Regions from separate parts of the Homo sapiens genome. Here region 1 is linked to region 2. Evidence: chromatin loops called from intact Hi-C (ENCODE). Cell type or tissue: IMR-90. All regions are shown on one strand. Each heading gives the region's core, and the rest is flanking DNA. Links, peaks and the distances in the headings are about the cores only.

Region 1 (8,000 bases), core at 1-8,000, 100 kb after region 2:
TAATGCAATCCCAATGAAAACCCCAGCAAGTTATTTTGTGAATACCAACGAACTGATTCTAAAATTTACAGGGAAGCCAGGCACAGTGGCTCATGCTTGTAATCCCAGCAATTTGGGAGGCCAAGGTGGGCAGATCACTTATGGTCAGGAGTTCCGAGACCAGCCTGGCAAACATGGTGAAACCCTGTCTCTACTAAAAATACAAAATTAGCTGGGCGTGGTGGCATGCACCTATAATCCCAGCTACTCGGGAGGCTGAGGCAGGAGAATCGCTTGAATCCAGGAGGCGGAGGTTGCAGTGAGCTGGGATCACGCCACTGCACTCCAGCCTGGGCAACAGAATGAGACTCCATCTCAAAAAAAAAAAAAATGATAATAATAATAAAGTTTATCAGGAGAGGCAAAAAACCTAGAATAGCCAATGAAGAATAAAGTCAGAGGACCGACAATACTCAACCTCAAGAATCATTATGAAGCTACATTAATTAGGCCAGGCGCGGTGGCTCATGCCTCTAATCCCAGCACTTTGGGAGGCCGAGCTGGGCAGATTACCTGAGGTCAGGAGTTCGAGACCAGCCTGGCCAACATGGTGAAACCCTGTCTCTACTAAAAATACAAAAATTAGCTGGGCGTGGTGGTGGGCGCCTGTAACCCCAGCTACTGGGGAAGTTGAGGCAGGAAAATTGCTTGAACCTGGGAGGCAGAGGTTGCAGTGAGCCGAGATCGTGCCATTGCACTCCAGCCTGGGCAACAAAAGCCAAACTCCATCTCAAGAAAAAAAAAAAAAATGAGCCAGGTATGGTGGTACACACCTGTAATCCCAGCTACTCAGGAGGCTGAGGCATGAGAATCACTTGAACCCGGGAGACAGAGGTTGCAGTGAGCCAAGATCATGCCATTGTACTCCAGCCAAGACACTATCTCAAAAAATAAAAATAAAAAAGCTACATTAATTAAAACAGTGTGGTATTGGCAAAAGAAAGGACAAATGGATCAATGGAACAGACTAGAGAGTACAGAAATACACTCACATAGTCAACAGATCTTTCACAAAGGAGCAAAGGCAATACAATGTAACAAATGTCTTTTACAACAAACCATTTGTTGTTTCAACAAATGGTCCTGGAACATGCCCGGAGCGGTAGCTCACACCTGTAATCCCAGCACTTTGGGAGGCTGAGGCGGGTGGATCACTTGAGGTCAGGAGTTTGAGACCAGCCTGACCAACATGAAGAAACCCCGTCTCTACTAAAAATACAAAATTAGCCAGGCGTGGTGACGCATGCCTGTAATCCCAGCTACTCAGGAGGCTGAGGCAGGAGAATCGCTTGAACCTGGGAGGTGGAGGTTGCGGTGAGCCGAGATCACGCCATTGCATTCCAGCCTGGGCAACAACAGCAAAACTCCGTCTCAAAAAAAAAAAAAAAAAAAAAAAAAGTCCTGGAACAACGGGACGTCCACATGCAAAAAAAAATCTAGACAGACGTTACACTTCCCAAAAATTAAATCAAAATGGATCATAAAGCTAAATATAAAATGCAAAACTAGATAATTTCTTGATGGTAACATAGAAGAAAATCTAGATGACCTTAGGTATGGTGATTGCTTTTATTTATTTATTTACTTTTTTTGAGACGGAGTCTCACTCTTGTCGCAACAGTCTGGAGTGCAGTGCCGCAATCCAGGCTCACTGCAACCTCCGCCTCCCGGGTTCAAGCGATTCTTCCTGCCTTAGCCTCCTGAGTAGCTGGCATTACAGGTGCCCACGACTACACCAGACTAATTTTTTTGTATTTCTAGAAGAGACAGAGTTTCACCATGTTGGCCAGGCTGGTCTCAAACTCCTGACCTCAGGTGATCCACCCATCTTGTCCTCCCCAAGTGCTGGAATTACAGGCATAAGCCACTGCGCCCAGCCAGATTACTTTTAGATACAGCATCAAAAGCATGATCCATGAAAGAAATAATTGATAGGCCAGACTTCATTAAAATTAAAAACTGCTTTGCAAAAGATACTGTCAAGAGAATGAAAAGTCACAAACAAGGAAAAAATATTTGCAAAAGACACATTTGATAAAGGACTGTTAACAAAAATATATAAAGAACTCTTAAAACTCAAGAATAGGAAAACACTTTCCCACTCAAGAAGGTGTGGCAGGTGCCTGGCACGGTGGTTCATGCCTGTAATCCCAGCACTTCGGGAGGCCGAGGCAGGAGGATCACGAGGTCAGGAGATCAAGACCATCCTGGCTAACACAGTGAAACCCCATCTCTACTAAAAATACAAAAAATTAGCCGGGCGTGGTGGCAGCCGCCTGTAGTCCCAGCTACTCGGGAGGCTGAGGCAGGAAAATGGCGTGAAACCGGGAGACGGAGCTTGCAGTGAGCCAAGATCGCACCACTGCACTCTAGCCTGGGCAACAGAGCAAGACTCCGTCTCAAAAAAAAAAAAAAAAAAAAAAAAAAAAAGAAGCTGTGGCAGGAAAAAAAAAAACAATTAAATTAAAATTTTAAAATGGGCAAGAAGCTCTGTGGCATGCCCCTATAGTCCCAGATACTTGGGAGACTGAGGCAGGAGGACCACATCTGTGAATACCCACTACACTCAAGCCTGAGCAATGTAGCAAGACCCAGTTTCTTAAAAAAATAAAAAGGAAAAAGAAAAAGACACAAACTGACATCTCATCAAAGAAGATATACAGATAGCAAATAAGCATCTGAAAAGATTTTCATCATATGTCATTAGAAAGTTGCAAATTAAAATAAGATACCTGACTGGGCGCGGTGGTTCACGCCTGTAATCCCAGCACTTTGGGAGGCCGAGGTGGGCAGATCACGTGGGTCAGGAGTTCCAGACCAGCCTGTCCAACACAGTGAAACCCACCTCTACTAAAAATACAAAAAATTAGCCGGGCATGGTGGCAGGCGCCTGTAATCCCAGCTACTCAGGAGGCTGAGGCAGAGAACTGCTTGAACCCGGGAGGCGGAGGTTGCAGTGAGCCAAGATCACACCACTGCGCTCCAGCCTGGGCAAAAGAGCAAGACTCTGTCTCAAAACAAAAACAAAAAACAGCCAGGCGCGATGGCTCATGCCTGTAATCCCAGCACTTTGGGAGGCCGAGGCAGGTGGATCACCTGAGGTTAGGAGTTCAAGACCAGCCTGGCCAACATGGTGAAACCCCATCTCTAAATACCAAAAATTAGCTAGGCGTAGTGGCAGGTGCCTGTAATCTCAAGAACTCAGGAGGCAGAGACAGGAGAATCGCTTGAACCCAGGAAGCGGAGGTTGCAGCAAGCCGAGATCGCGCCATTGCACTCCAGCCTGGGCAACAAGAGTGAAACTCTGTCTCAAAAAAAAAAGGAAAGAAAAAGAAAATGAGAGACCATTATACGCCTACCAGAATGACCAAACACCAGAATGCTGACACCACCAAATGCTAGTAAGGACATAGAATAACAGGAAATCTCATTCACTGCTGGTAGGAATGCAAAATGTTACAGCTACTCTGGAAGACAGTTTGGCAGTTCCTTACAAAACTAAACGTAACTCTCACCATATGACCAGCAATCATGCTCCTAAGTATTTACCCAAATGAATTGAAAACCTACACACAAATGTTTAGAGCAACTTTATTCATAATTGCCAAAACCGTGAAGTAACCCAGATGTCCTTCAGTAGATGAATGGATAAATAAACTGTGGTATATCCAGATGACAGAATACTACTGAGTATTAAAAAGAAGTGAGTTATCAAGCCATGAAAAGACACAGGGAGGCTGGGCACAGGGGCTCACCCCTGTAATTCCAACACCTTGGGAGGCCAAGGCAGGCAGATGACAAGGTCAGGAGTTCGAGACCAGCCTGGTCAATATGGTGAAACCCTGTCTCTACTAAAAATACAAAAAATTAGCCAGGCGGGGTGGCACATGCCTGTAATTCCAGCTACTTGGGAGGCTGAGGAAGGAGAATTGCCTGAACCCGGAAGGCGGAGGTTGCAGTGAGCCAAGATCGCACCATTGCACTCCAGCCTCGGCGACAGAGCGAGACTCTGTCTCGGGAAAAAAAAAAAAAAGAAGAAGAAAAGACAAGACAAGACCCAGGGAAACTCAGTGCATATTATCAAGTGAAAAAAGCCAAACTGAAAAGACTTACATACTGTGTGATTCCAATTCTATGACATTCTGGAAAAGGAAAACCTATGGAGACTGTAAAAAGACCAGTGATTGGCTGGGCTTAGGAGGGAAAGAGGGATAAACAGACATTAAGTAGAGGATTTCTAGGGCAGTGAAACTATTCTGTATGACACTACAGATGGTCTCCAACTTATGATGGTTCAACTTATGATTTTTCGACTATACAATGGTACAAAGGTGATATGTATTCGGAAGAAACCATACTTCAAGTAAACATACAACCATTTTATTTTTCATTTTCAGTAATCAATAAATTACATGAAATATTTAACACTTTATTATAAAAACAGACTTTCTGTTAGATTACTTTGCCCAACTGTAAGCTAATGTGTAAGTGTTCTGGCAAATTAAAGGTAGGCTAGGCTAAGATATGCTGTTCAGTAGATTCAATGTATTAAATGCATTTCAATTTATGATGGTTTATCAGGGCATAACCCTGTTGAAGTAAGCTCATCATGTAAAGCAGCATCAATACAATGGTGGATACATGTCATTATACGGTGGCCAAAAACCACAGAATGTACAACAGCAAGAATAGGATGTAGTGTGTTATGGACTCTGAGTGATAATATGTCAATGTAGGTTCCTCAGTTGTAACAAATGTCCCATTCTGGTGGGGGAAGTTGAGAAAGGGGAAGGCAGTGCCTGTGTGCAGGCAGGGGGTTATATGGGAACTCTCTGTACTATCTGCTCAATTTTGCTGTGAACCTAAAACTGCTCTAAAACTGGGCACAGTGGCACACACTTGTAATCCCAGCTACTAAGGTGGCTGAGGCAGGAGGGACCACTTGAGCCCAGGAGTTCAAGACCAGCCTGGGTAACACAGTGAAATCCCCCATTTCTAAACAAACAAATACAAGTTGCTCTAAAAAATATAGTGTATTAGTTTAAAAAGGAAGAAAGAAAAAGAAAGCCAGCAAGCCAGCCACCCAAGGAACAAAACTTTCCAGTAAAAACAAAGTGTAAATAAAATTGTATCTTGAAAAATGAAATTGAAAATTGTTTCTGTTCTTATATGTAACATAATTTAGGTTATAATACAACTACATATTTATGTTTAATTTGAAAAGCAAACGTTTAAAATGAAAAGTAGGGAGTTTGGGCACAATTTTTCCAAAAAAATTATGATGGCACCATAAGACACAATTAACTTCCTATGTGAGTTTTACTGCATTAATTTTACAGTATCTGAGGACTTGGCCAGTCTTTTCATGGGACTCTCTCCATCTTTTGATATGATTCTATTTTGCAGGGCCCAAGGTAGCATCCTCCTCAATGGTTTTCTTTTCACTGTTAGTGGGTCTGTGGAACGTAATGTCAAAAGATGTGTGTGAAACTTAGTCTCCAACATTTCATTCATTGAACTTCATGAAATCTTGTATCCTTCACAAGATTTTAAACTTCATTTCACAACTGCTGTGACCTTATCAATCAGCAATGAAAATAACAAACTCTAAGCTGGGTGTGGTGGTTTACGCCTGTAATCCCTGCTCTTTGGGCGGAGGCAGGCGGATCACCTGAGCCCAGGAGTTCTATACCAGCCTGGGCACCATGGTAAAACCCCGTGGCTACCAAAAAATACAAAAATTAGCCAGGTAGCCAGGCGTGGTGGCTCATGCCTGTAATCCCAGCACTATGGGAGGCCAAAGCAGGCGGATCATGAGGTCAGGAGTTCAAGACCAGCCTGGCCAACATGTGAAACCTTGTATCTACTAAAGATACCAAAAAAAAAAAATTTAGCTGGACATGGCATGTGACTGTAATCCCAGCTACTCGGGAGGCCGAGGCAGGAGAATCGCTTGAACCTGGGAGGCAGAGGTTGCAGTGAGCCGAGATCGCGCCATTGTGCTCCCGCCTGGGCAACAGAGCAAGACTGTCTTAAAAAAAAAAAAAGAAAGAAAGAAAGAAAATGCTAATAACATACTATTGATTTGATAGGCAGGGACAGAAGTTAGTATTAAGTTGTGATGTCTGGAAATGAACAAATTTTCTAAGTGGTCAGCTCATTAACAACAACTCTCATGTTAGGACAATTTTTATTTTTCCCTATACCACTCATAGTTGAAGAGACTCAGACAAGGATCTCCGTTCATCACACAGCAAAGAGGCCAACTTAAGCTAAAAATGACAATTTCTACACTTATCCAGTTCCGGTGTGCCAGGCACTATCCTAGTGCTGGAGATACAAAGATGAACGTGAAATGCCCTCTAGGAATTCAATCTAACAAGAGAATGGAATGAATAAACACACACACAAACGTGTTAAGGGTTGTGATAACAAGGCCTGCATGTACAAAGTGCTAAGGATGAGACACAGAGGGGAAAGAAATTCAGTATGTCTGGTTCTCTCTGAGTTAAGCCTTGAAAGAGGAATTTTAAAGGAAACACACCAAGGGAAAGGCTGCCAAGCAGAGGGTAGGGGCAAAGAAAGGCCTGGAAACTGAAAACACAAAGCTCATTCAGAAAATGCAGGCTCCAGTGTAACTAGCTCAATGTTAGTTGCTGTGGTTCTGGAGAAGGAGTGATTTTAAAACAGTAATAACAAAAAGAACCAGTCTAAAAAGTTAGGCCGGGCAGGGTGCAGTGGCTAACGCCTGTAATCCCAGCACTTTGGGAGGCCAAGGAGGGTGGAACACCTGAGGTCAGGAGTTCGAGACCAGCCTGGTCAATATGGTGAAACCCTATCTCTACCAAAAATACAAAAATTAGCCGGATGTGGTGGTGCATCTGTAGTCCCAGCTACTCGGGAGGCTGAGGCACAAGAATCGCTCGAACCCAGGAGGCAGAAGTTGCAGCTAGCCGAGATCACACCAGCCTGGGTGACAGAGCAAGACTCCATCTCAAAAAATAAATTTAAAAATAAAAAATAAAAAGGTAGGCCAAGGCTCAAGTTTAGACCATGCAAACAAGTTTGGATTTTATTTTCCAATATTTGAGAAATCCATAGCAACAAGATACAGAATGGATTAGAAGGAACACACAAAATGCAAGAAGATCCTAAGGCACCTCCTGTTCTAGTGTCTAAGCAAGGACAGCAAAGGGACCAGACAGAAGGTGGGGATACAAAAGTAGCTCATCAGGTTTGAGTTACAACTGTGTGCAGAGGAGGGATTTCTGGGGGAATGCAGAGTTAGAAATGATCCTGGGGCTCTGGCCAGGCTGCTGCTACAAACGCAGAGCGAAAGCAGAAGCACATTCCTGGGTGGGGAGGAGCCAAAGGGTTAAATTTGGAATAGGAATGCACTGAGTTGAGGTGGTGAAGTCTCATCAACTACTGCAGATGCACTGGCACTCAGTGAAACACGGAGCTCCAGAAACGGATCGGGGCCAGGTATGGTGGCTCAGGTCTAAAATCCTGGCACTTTGGGAGGCTGAAGCGGAAGGACTGCTTGAGCTCAGGAGTTCAAGACCAGCCTGGGCAACATGGCGAAACCCCATCTCTACAAAAATACAAAAATTAGCCAGTAATGGTGGTGCGTGCCTGTAGTCCCAGCTACTTGAGAGGCTGAGGTGGGAGGATCACCAGAGCCTGGGAAGTCGAGGCTACAGTGAGCTGTGATCACACCACTGCACTCCAGCCTGCGCGACAGAGTGAAACCCTGTCTCCAAAAAAAAACCAAAAACCAGAATCAGATTGGGAAATGTCAGTAAAATTTGATAGCTGGAGCCATAATAACTGCAACTGCCTATGGAGAATCACTGAATTTCAACCAGACGAATTCCTCTCCTTCTCCGCACCTCCAAATGCCCTTGTGTCTTTTTTAAAAGCTAGACATCACCCACTTTCCCATGTCCTAAATCACCTTT
Region 2 (10,544 bases), core at 2,006-10,005:
CGCGCGTGTGTGCAGGGGCCTGCCTGTGTGTGCCCTCTGGGGTGTGAGTTCGAATCCCCACTCAGCCACCTCCTGGCCCTGTGACTTTAGGAATTAACTCCATTTCTTTGTGCCTCGGTTTCCTCCGTTTCCTCGACGGTAAAACAGAAATACATGGCACTACCCCCGGGGCCATGGCGGAACTATTGAGTTAATGCAAAGCCTTGGAAAAGTGCCAGGGTTGCCTGGCTCCCTTAAGCTCCCCTCAGGGTTGCCTGGGTCGTCCCCAGCCCCACCTCCAAGCCTGCTGTTACAGCTCATCAAAGAGCACTGCAGGGACAGTAGCGTCACCACCTGGACCCCACCTCCCACCACCGGACGCTACAGCCAGAGCCCACCTCCCATGTCCCCATCCTGCTCCAGTTTGGGCTGTGCAAATGGGAGCTTGAGTGGGTCCTGGGAGGTGGAGATTGTGATCCCCACTGAACTACATGGGGGACCCTGCCACAACCATGTAGTGGGGCCCAGAGCCACCTGCCCCCATCCTGCTGGGCACTGGATCCCGGGCTGCAGCGGGAGCCTGTGGTGGGGCCGACACTCCAAAGCACTGGCTACCACCGACCTGGCTGGAGCCACGGGGCCACTTTTGAAAATATCCAGATTCTCTCCCCTGGGTTCCTTCTGGTTTGAATGCTCTTCCTGCTGCGCCTCCCAGGTGGCTTCCTTCCCACTCAGCTCTCAGAACAAGAGACCATCCCTGCAGAGAATGCAGTCCCTTCACTTCCCTTCTGGTTTTCCATGCCCTCCCTGTGCACCCCCCTCCACCCACTGCTCTTTAGGTACATCCTCTCCCAAATGCAGAGGATGGCATTGGGCACCTACTGAGTGATCAATACTTGTGACTGGATGGGTGCATGAGTGACTGGATGACAAACACCTCCCACCCCGCAAGGATTGCTGGGAAGGTGGGGGGAGGCGTGAATCTGCAGTGGCTTCAGGCTTCCAGGAGGTAGAACTTTCTCCAGGTGACGATGCCCAAGTGCAGATGTGGGGAACAGACAGGTGGATTCATGCAGGTGGGTGGCTGGAAGTGGGAGACAGGAAAGGAGCCGAAGAGAGGGCAGGGCCCGAGGCGCAGGGGCAGGGAGGAGGTGGGAGAGTATGGCTATGGCGGGGGCCGTTCTCAGATGGCAGACACCAGCATCATTACACAGTATGATGAGAAAGTGCAATTCTCCTGACTCAGCCTTGTGAGTAGCTGGAATTACAGGCGTGTGCCCCTACACCCAGCTGATTTTTGTATTTTTAGTAGAGATGGGGTTTCACCATATTGGCCCAGGCTGGTCTCGAACTCCTGACCTCAAGTGATGTACCCGCCTTAGCCCCCAAAGTGCTGGGAGTGGGCCCCCCGAGCTTCTCAATTTCCCTGAGGGACCCCAAACTTCTGGGGCCTGGTGCAATCTCTTCCTCCCCTTGTTCCTCTGGGCCTGGGGGTTGTGGCGGTTGCTATGGTTGCCCATCCTGGGCTCTTCCATCACCTGTGCTGTACCACCAATTCCCTGCACTCAATGTCTCCTACTCAAAACACCTGGAGAGGGTCGGGCGCTGTGGCTCACGCCTGCAATCCCAGCACTTTGGCTGGCCAAGGAGGATCACTTGAGCTCAGGAGTTCAAGACCAGCCTCAACAAAGTGAGACAAACCCCCCCCCCCAACCCATCTCTACAAAAAATACAAAAACTAGCCTGGTGTGATGGTGGACACCTGTAGCCCCAGCTACTCAGGAGGCTGAGGTGGGAGAATTGCTTGAGCCCAGGAGGATGAGGCTGCAGTGAGCTGAGATTGTGCCACTGCATTCCAGCGTGGGTGACAGAGTGAGACCTCTCAAACAAACAAACAAACAAAAAACAAAAAAAACAAAAAACAGCCCTGGAGGCACTAAACCCTGACTGATACACCTCCTCTCTCCAGAAAGGATTTTTTTTTTTAGGTGGTTTATGGAGCTGCTCTTGGGGAGCCTGGAGACTATCTAAGAGGCTGATAGGGTGGCCCAGATAAACACACCAGGGTGACCTGCGGGACAGAGATCTGAGCAGGGCCAGCACCTCCACCAACCCATCCAGGTTGCAACAGTGCACAGTCACATCCCCAGGAAGGGGTGGCCAGATCCCCCCGTGCTCACTGTTTGCCAATGCTTTTCTCTATAATAAGCCTTTACTTTCAGTTCTCATTATGAAAATAATCGATGTTCCTTGCAGAAAAGCAAGCAGAAGAGAATAAATATTGCTCTCAACTGGAACTCCCTGAAACAACCTCTTGGAATATTGTTGCCCCGCATTGCACTGACACAGGAGCGTGCTGGGCAGCCCACGTGATTCCCTTCACACCACTTCCCTGGCATGGATGTGATTCCACAATATTTTAAACATTAAAGCCAATGGGGATGATGATCACTGAGTCTGGCTCACAGGATGGTGGGAGGTCCCCAGGTTGGGGTGTGCCAAAGGCTCTGCCCAGTGCCTGGCACAGCAAATGCCCAGGTGGCTGCTGCTTTCCACTGAGACTTGAGGCTCCTGAGAGTTGGTGGCAAAGGGCTCACCCAGAGCTGAAGACTCCAGCCCATTCCTGTGCGAGGGCTCCAGGCACCTTGGAAGCACCGTGGGCCGGGGAGCCAGGCCAGGCTGGTTGTGGATCCCCATGAGTCCTTGTCACTGTGTGGCCCAGCTGGAAAGCATGGTCAATAATGTCTGGGAATTGTGAAAATTGTGTGAAGTGTCTGCACACAGTAGGTGCTCAGTAAAGGTTTGTTGAGTGCGTAAATGAACAAGTGACCCGCATTCACCGTTGCCCGTGAGTTCTGACTGTGTCCTGGGCCCTGGGCCCCTACAGCCTCTAACTTTGCCTCTTCAAGGAGCCAGGGTGGGTCCAGCCTTCAAGACTGCCAGGGAGGGGGTGGGAGGCAGGGCCAGGGCCTCAGGGCCAAGGCCTGGGGCAGCCACTTCCTCAGGAGGGCAAGGAGAGGGGCAGGAGGACATTCACATGCTCTGAGCGCCTACTGAGAACCAGGTGCCCTGTCGGTGCCTTCAGGTCGGCTCTCGTTTCACCCTCGCAGTAGCCATGTGAGGCAGGCAGAGTCAGCCCCCATTTTACAGCTGGGGAAACTGAGGCCCAGTGAGGGGACGTTTCTTTTCAAGGTCACTCGTGGGCAGATGAGGCAGTGAGATGCTCTTGGGCAGGTCTGAGGCCCTGTGAGCCAGGCTCAGGGGCGTGTTTCTGAGAAGTGAGGGAATGAATGAATGAATTATGAATGGATGAATGATTCCACCTGATGCCATGCTCATGCCCTGCCCACACTCCTGTCCTAGAGTCTGGAAGGTAGCTCTCAGACCCTTCCAGAGGGGGCCGGGCACTTGGAATGGTCACAGTTCCGGGCCCACGTGCATGGAATAACTTGTTTCAGCCTCACAATCACTTATGTCCCATTTTACAGATGGGAAGGCAGAGGCACGGGGGGTTAAGACACTAACCTAGGTCACACAGGTAAGTGACAGGACCAGGATTTGAGCCCAGACCTCACACTTAACGCCCTCCATGCCAGGTGCTGAGATCCATGCCTGCCGAACCCTCTCATTCACCCACAGATGCCCCCGGGACTGTAGTCAGCCCCATTCTCACATGGGAACACTGAGGCCCAAAGAGGCGAAGCGTCAGCCCAGCAAGGAGGAGGCAGGGCAGGCGGGGCCGCAGCTGTCTGGCCCGGAGCCCTGAGCAACCCCTCCACCCACTCCCCCTGGCTGGCCTGGGCCTTGGCAGACCTCACCCCAGAGCTGGCTCCAAAAGTGAGTCCTCCTGGTGCCCTACCCAGAGGGCTCCCCATTTACCCTGGGCTCCTCAACAAAGATGGGACTCCCAGGCCCTACTGAGCCTCTGGAGCTTTGAGGAGTAGTGAGGGGCACCCAACCCAGAGTGGGGAGGGCCCAGCCCTCCTGGGAGGTGTGTGGCCTCCCTTGGGGGGAGCCTCACTCCCAGGGAAGGCTAGGAGTTCTGTCCCGGGAGGACAGGCCTCTTCGGGGGCCTCCTCCCAGGTTGCTCCTGCATTCATGACAAGTTCGGCCCCTGTGAGTTGGGGGAAATTCTTCAACAGCTCCCTGGCCAGGGAGGGGACCCTCGGGATCCTGAAACACCCCTCCCACCTGCCAGTACCCGCCAAGATGGGTCCCTGATTTGCTGTGTGGCCTTAGACCAGTGGCTGCCCTCTCTGGGCCTCACTCCCAGCTGAGACCTACAGGCTCAGCCCCTGCCCAGCCCTGCCTGGCACCCGCTCAATCTGGCTGAGCTCCAGAGAATGGCAGGGCTGGGCTGTCACATGCTGAGCCACGTGACTGGCAGTGGCTGGGGGCTCCATCCCACACAGAGGACAGGGGCTCTGCAGTCCTTCACCCCCACCCTAACTATCTAATCACGGGCCACCGGTGTGGGCATGGTCCAGAAGACCTCACCGCCCTCCCAGGTAGGCAGGGAGCTGGCGGGTGGGGGGGGCCATGATGAGCACCTCCCAGGTGCCACGTTGGCCCAGAGGCCCCGGGGCCGGGAGCTACGGAGGCCCAGGGCACCAGGGAGATGGTAGCAGCGGCAGGCCCAGGAAGGGGCATAGAGGAGGCTCTTCCTCCACACCTGTCACCCTGTCCCCTGCCTGTCCACACCCACAGCAGCTTGCACATCATCCCCACAGCACGCTGGCTCTGACAGGTGTATCCGGGGCGGGCTGGGGGCAGGCAGGGACAGGCTTAGGCACAGCTGCCTGTGCCGAACTTGAGGAAGATCGGGACTACAGGAACCACCAAGGCGACACGTGGCATCATGACCACGGTCCTAAGCAGAGAGGCAGGCACTCCTCCTGGGAGGCAGAGGGGACATCCGAAACGGGTGCAGCCCCAGCTCTGGAGCAAGAAGCTCTGCCACACACACGCCCCATGTTCACATCCCACCCCCTCTCTGCCCCCACTTCCTCGTTTGTAAAATGTTAGATCTGCAGAAAGACAGGCTCTATGAATGGGGCGGCCCATGGGGTGGTGTGGAGGAACACGGAAGCACAGGGCGCTGGGAGAGGAGCAGGCATGAGGTATGGTCCCTAAGATGGTATTTCTAGACTCCAGCCACCTTTGGGTCTGACCTCTTTGTTTTGCAGAAGGGGAAACTGAGTCTTGGGTAGGGTGTAGCAAGACAAGCCACAGACAAAACACCTCAGACACTGGATTAAAGAAGGAAGAGGTTTATTCAGCTGGGAGCATCAGCAGACTTGCGTCAAGAGCCGAGCTCCCTGAAAAAGACATTCTTGGCCTTTTTAAAGGCTTACAACTTTAAGGGGTCCACGTGAAAGGGTCGTGATAAATCGAGCAAGCTCGGGGAACGTGACCGGGGGCTGCATGCGTCAGCTAACAGAACAGAAAGTTTTGCAGTGCTTTCTCATACAATGTCTGGAATTTACAGATAACACAAGTAGTTTAGGTCAGGGGTTGATATTATTATCACTTTTTTTTAACTACCAGGGCCAGGTGGTGGCGCCAAGGTCTTCTGGCTATTTCTCTTACTTCTGTTTTTTTCTAACTTTTTGCCTTCTCTCTTTCCTCCTGTCTTGTAAACCAGGCAAGGTGGTAGGAGGAGGGCAGCAGGAGTAGTAGTGGTCTTATTCCTTAGGGGAGGCATTGAGGGAAGGCTGGGAGTGGGGGGTCGAGACTTCCTTGCTATTCTGGGCCATAACATTCCACATAATATTATAATAGAATATAATTAATACAATAATAGTTCCCCACCCCACACCGGGATTCCCAGGGCCCACTGCCCCACTCCTCCTCCTCAGGCTGGCCCTCAGCTCAGTGCTCAGCCCTGCTGCACAGCCTCTCCTCCTCCTCCTCAGGCTGCCCCTCAGCTCGGAGCTCAGCCCTGCTGTGTGGCTCTAGCCTGGCGCCCTCTGGGCGTTGACTTCTTCTCTGTGGTCTGGGAGGAGATGTCGAGGCCCCCGAGGGAGGCGGTGGTGAAATCTTGGCTTGCAGCCTCCAGCCCGCCCAGAGCCAGAGTCAGGCACGAGGCTAGGGCAACTCCGCCCCACCCCTCCCCCGGGGACTGGCCCTGCGTTGGACATTTCTTAACAGCAGGGCCACCAGGCAGAGCGGGACAGCCAGGAGGAAGGGCAGCTTGGCAGAGCCTCAGGTAGAGTATCCCGGGGAGGCTGGGGCTGTAGTGGGCCAGCAGTCGGGCCAGAGTCCAGCTCAGCAACTCCGGGTTACAGGCAGCCCAGGCGGGCCTAGCCACCGGCAGCTGCACTCAGAGGCCACTGTGTCCTGGCTGAGCTCATCTGCCTGCCTGCTGGGGGAGAAAGCGGAAGGAGGAGAGGCAGATCTGGGGAGTGGCAGCGAGGTCCCGGGCACCCCCCTGGCCAGCAGGCACCCTTCCGTTGTCCGAGCTGGGTTGCCACCGCCTCCTTTTCCTGGGATTCCCGGACACCCTCCAAGGGAACCAAGGGAACAGCTCTGGGTCCAGCTGCCCCAGGAAGGACTGTGCGCCCCTTCCCCACAGGGGTCAAGTATCCCTTCCAGCAACAGCCGTTTCCTGGGCACCAGCCTGCATGCCCAGTGCTGATGCAGGGATGTGGCCATGAATGACTCTGGGAAAGAATCATTCTTAGCAATGGACTTTGTCAGGGTCCAAGAAAGGAGTGGCCAGCCAGCCCCGCCCCGCCTGCAGGAGGCACTTCTCATCCCGGGAACTGTGCCCCATCAGGGAGCCGAGGCTGTTCAGCCTCTTTGTGACCCGGGGCTGGGTTGGCCCGAGCCACCAATGAGGGGATACGCTGGTCCCTGGCTCCCCAAGGGAGGGGCTGCTGAGCTTTGGGAGGCCTCATGAAAATCCAGCTTAAGGCCATCAAAAGACAAAATGACAACACATTTAGTTATAGATCAAATTGGCTTCTATTCATGATTCGTGAATCCGGACAGCCTCCATTCTACAAAATGGAGTGAGAGCTCCCACCAGGCAGTGGCAGAGCAGGGGGTTCATAAGGCAGAAAGGAGGAAACAGAAAAATAGGAAACACCAAACCGCCTAATACCGGATCGCTGCAGACTGCTTTTTTCTAAGCGGACTGCTTTTTTCTAAGGGGTAAGGCAGAGGGGACCTGATGATGCCGGCTCAGGTGGACTGGAATCTCCTGCTTCCCGGAGAAACTGGTCTGTGGTTTTGGGCTCTGTCTGCTTCCTTAAAGCTTCGGTTTGATGATGTGGCATTTGGCATGAGTGCCTCCATTTTGGTTTGGTCTGGTCTGTTGGGGCCTAGTACAGGAGCTCAGTTCAAAATCACAGCCTCTCATCATGTTTGTTTAATGAAGCTACACTGCAGGAGATCAGAATCGGAGACCCTGCGGTATTGGGCCTGTGGGTCCCCTGAAGTTGGCCTAGTGATCCCCGCCTTCTGGCTGCCCTGATGGGGGTCCCCCAGGCCCTCTACCCACCATGTTCAGTCCCTCTGTCACCACATCCCTGTCCTCAGTTGGGTCTCAGGGTGATGTCCTTGTCTCCCCAACACCCACCTTGGATCAAGGCCCCTTCAGGCCCCTGCCCCAGGGGTCTCCTCCCTGAGCCCTCCTCTGGTACATCCGTCCTCCATGGATACTGAGCACTTCCCGGGGTCCCAGTGCTTGAATTCTCCCGACAGTGGTATGGGTGCCACAGGCAGTGCCCAATTTTACAGATGGGAAACGTGAATACAAAGAGGTCAAGCAACCTGCCCAAGGTCTCCCCACTCACACATGTGGTTGCTGCAGTTTAAACCCAGGTCATTGGGCCCCCAGACCATGCCATGCTGGGAGGATGCTCTTAGAAGGCCCATGGTGTAGATGAGGAAACTGAGGCAGGAAGAATGAGAGAACGGGCAGAGCCTCCGTTTCCCTGGAATCCAACCCACTTGATAGGCCAGGGTGTGAACGAGCAGGGAGTCCCTGCCCAGGGACGGTCCCTGCTGTGAGGTTGGGGGCAGCGGCTCGGCCAGCCATTCACTCCCTGTGATATGTCAGCCCCGTTCCTCCCCACTCTGTTCCCGGAGCCTGTGGGCACCCACAGCGAGCACCCAGGCTGGCATAGTGCCCAGCACATGGGCACCTGAGTATTGTTTTTAGAGGCCCGTGGCCTTGAGAGGAAGTGGCTGGTCCTGCCCTGGCCCCCAGGCCAGAGGAAACAGCCGCTATCTTCATCACCAAATGATGTGGCAACTCCCCCCCACCCCAGAAGCTGCAGGTCTGGGCCAAATGCACCTCAACCTGTGATGGGGGGCCACGCCCCAGAGACCCTTGGGCCCATCAGCCCCTGGACCTCAGTGGCTCAGCCGCAGGAGGCAAGAGGCAGTCTCAGACCCCACAACCTAAGCAGTGTGGGGAGTGGCAGCAATAGTGAGGAGGGAGGCCGAGGAAATGGAATCCAAACAGCAAGAGACCTCCCCTCACCGGTCACCCCTCCCACAGCTGGCCTACCGGAGTCCACCCAGCCTTGGGTCTGCCGTCCAGGCCCCAGCCCAGTGTCCCTTCCCCCAAGGACTTGGCTGCCCATCCCCAGGGGACTGTGAGGGAGGTGGGAGCTGAGGTGGATAGCCTTCTGCTCTTCTGGATTTGGGTTTTCCAATGTGAGGAGCTGGGTGGTATCAGGCAAGCTCTGGCCCTCTCTGAGCCTCAGCCTCCATCTCCTTCAGTGGGGTGAATAGTGGTCCCTCAGTGGGCGGCCGTGGTGGTGAAATGAGCGAGGGCAGGCATGGGGATCACACTCCTTACAACCTCACACTGTGGGATGAGTGCCGCGGGGGTGGGCTTGGGGGACCCCAGCCCAGTGCCTGATTCAGGAGTTCCCTATTCTGTGTGTCCACAATGGCTGCCCAGCACCCTCGGGAGATAACAGGCCCAGGATCCCCCCAATCTCAGGCAGAAGGCGGCCTTGGCTTCTCCGCTTGCCAGGGTCCTGCCCTGGGCACTCCCTGGGGGCCTCAGTCCAGAGTGAGTGACCCGTAGGGGCAATGCCAGGGCTGGTTGCCCTGTGGGAGAGATGTGTCCTGTGGCCCTGGTGAGTTGGTTTCAGCGTTGCTAGGAGGGTTGCTGGAATGTTCCCTGCAGAACTCCATCCCCCACAGAGCTCCCGGCCCACAGTCCACCATTCACGTTACGTGCCTTGCATTTTTGTGGTTTCTGCAGAGATTCTTACAAAGGGTGAGAGAGGCACAGGCGTGGTTTGCCTTTGACCACTGGCAGAAGTCTGAAGGTGAGAGTAGAATGGAGAAGGACCCAGGAGAGTGCGGAGTTGAGGGAGATAAATATTTGCAGGCTACTTAGCAAAACACCCAGAGCTGACCTTTGTCGAGTACTTTCTGTGGGCACAACAGCAAATGTTTTATGCAGCGTGATGTCATTTAATCCTCACAATGACACCAGGTGCCATTAGCATCCCCATTTCACAGATGAGGAAACCGAGGCAGAGAAGGTGAGTGATTTGCCCAAGGTCCCACAACCAGTAAGAGGCAGAGCCCGGAGACAGGCCTGATGGTGGCTCGAGAGGCTCGTTCTTGGCTCCTGGGTCTCAGTCCTGCTCCCGTGACGAGCCATCCCCTATGGGGACCATGGTGCCTGTCCTGTGTGCGGGCCACTGCCCAGCTTCTCCCAATCAGAGCAGGAAGATGGTGGGTTCAGCCTGGCCCCACAATCACTCCAGCTGAGGGCTGGCCTGGGGCTCCTGACCAGGCTCTCAGTAGCACACTGGTCCAGCAGGGCCATCCTGCAGACCGGAGCAGGTCCCGCCCTCAAGGTGGCCACTTAACAATCACCCACAGCCTTGCGCTCACCGATGCTGGGCCCTGGGCTCAGAACCGACTGTGTGGTCTCATCATTAGCTGGCAGGTGCCATCATTACACCGGTAACATGAGAGGCTTCAAGCACTAGGTCTCAAATAAGTAGGCACAGAGGGGCCTGCCTCCCAGTCTAATGAGGGGGAAATAAGGGAGATGTGGACAGGGTTGGGAGGTGGGTAGAGTGTAACCAGACATTTATCACATGGCACAACTCAGAACGCTGGGGAGCAGAGTCAAGGGGCCACTGTGACAGTGGATGAGGGCATAATCTGGGTGGGCTGCCTGGAGGAAGCATCAGCCAAGCTGAGATCTGGAGGAAAGGGACTCGGAGAGGGAAGGAGGAAAGGGTCACCACGGGTCCTTGGCACCAGGCCGAGGAACGAGTGCGTCAGAGTGCTCCTCCGATGAACTTCAAGTAAACAGGCAGGGCTCGGGGGAATGTCTAGGCCCCTACCCTGCCTGCCAGCTCTGGCTGGCACCAGCACGGAGGCAGGAACGCCCTCTCCCCCGCCCTGATCCTCTCCCCCACAGCTGTTTCTGCCTCCCAGCACCACAGCCCCGGCAGGGTGGGCAGCAGGGCCTCCAGGAGGCCCGAGGTGTTCTCCCCCTCTTCCTGAGGAAGCTGAGGCACAGGGAGAAGAGGCTATTGCCCACTGGCCTGGCCTCCCTGGGCAGTGCCCCCAGGCTG

The links. Peaks named below come from ENCODE experiments on the same cell type or tissue, not always from the same donor. Only the 100,000 strongest peaks of a DNase experiment are listed, where the experiment ranks them.
Region 1: a loop joins it to region 2, with 3.0 times the contacts of the local background. A loop is called at or near these places in 15 of 110 quality-filtered maps.

Annotation. Positions count from the first base shown.
Region 1 is chr11:68,110,642-68,118,641 of GRCh38, forward strand. All of the region lies in intron 1 of CHKA (choline kinase alpha), which reads right to left. Among named protein-coding and RNA genes, the nearest start is that of CHKA, 6.7 kb to the right of the region's middle. In IMR-90, for the core only: a CTCF peak has its summit at 3,479; a DNase peak (open chromatin) is centred at 3,510.
Region 2 is chr11:68,004,206-68,014,749 of GRCh38, forward strand. ALDH3B1 (aldehyde dehydrogenase 3 family member B1) reads left to right here and starts at 6,122. Exons shown (of 10, transcript NM_000694.4): 1 at 6,122-6,187. RefSeq lists a silencer at 1-14 and enhancers at 1-392, 393-935, 5,641-6,469, 10,102-10,544. In IMR-90, for the core only: CTCF peaks have their summits at 5,549 (motif pointing right) and 5,964; DNase peaks (open chromatin) are centred at 6,006 and 9,176; H3K4me3 peaks cover 1,073 bases; H3K27ac peaks cover 4,890 bases.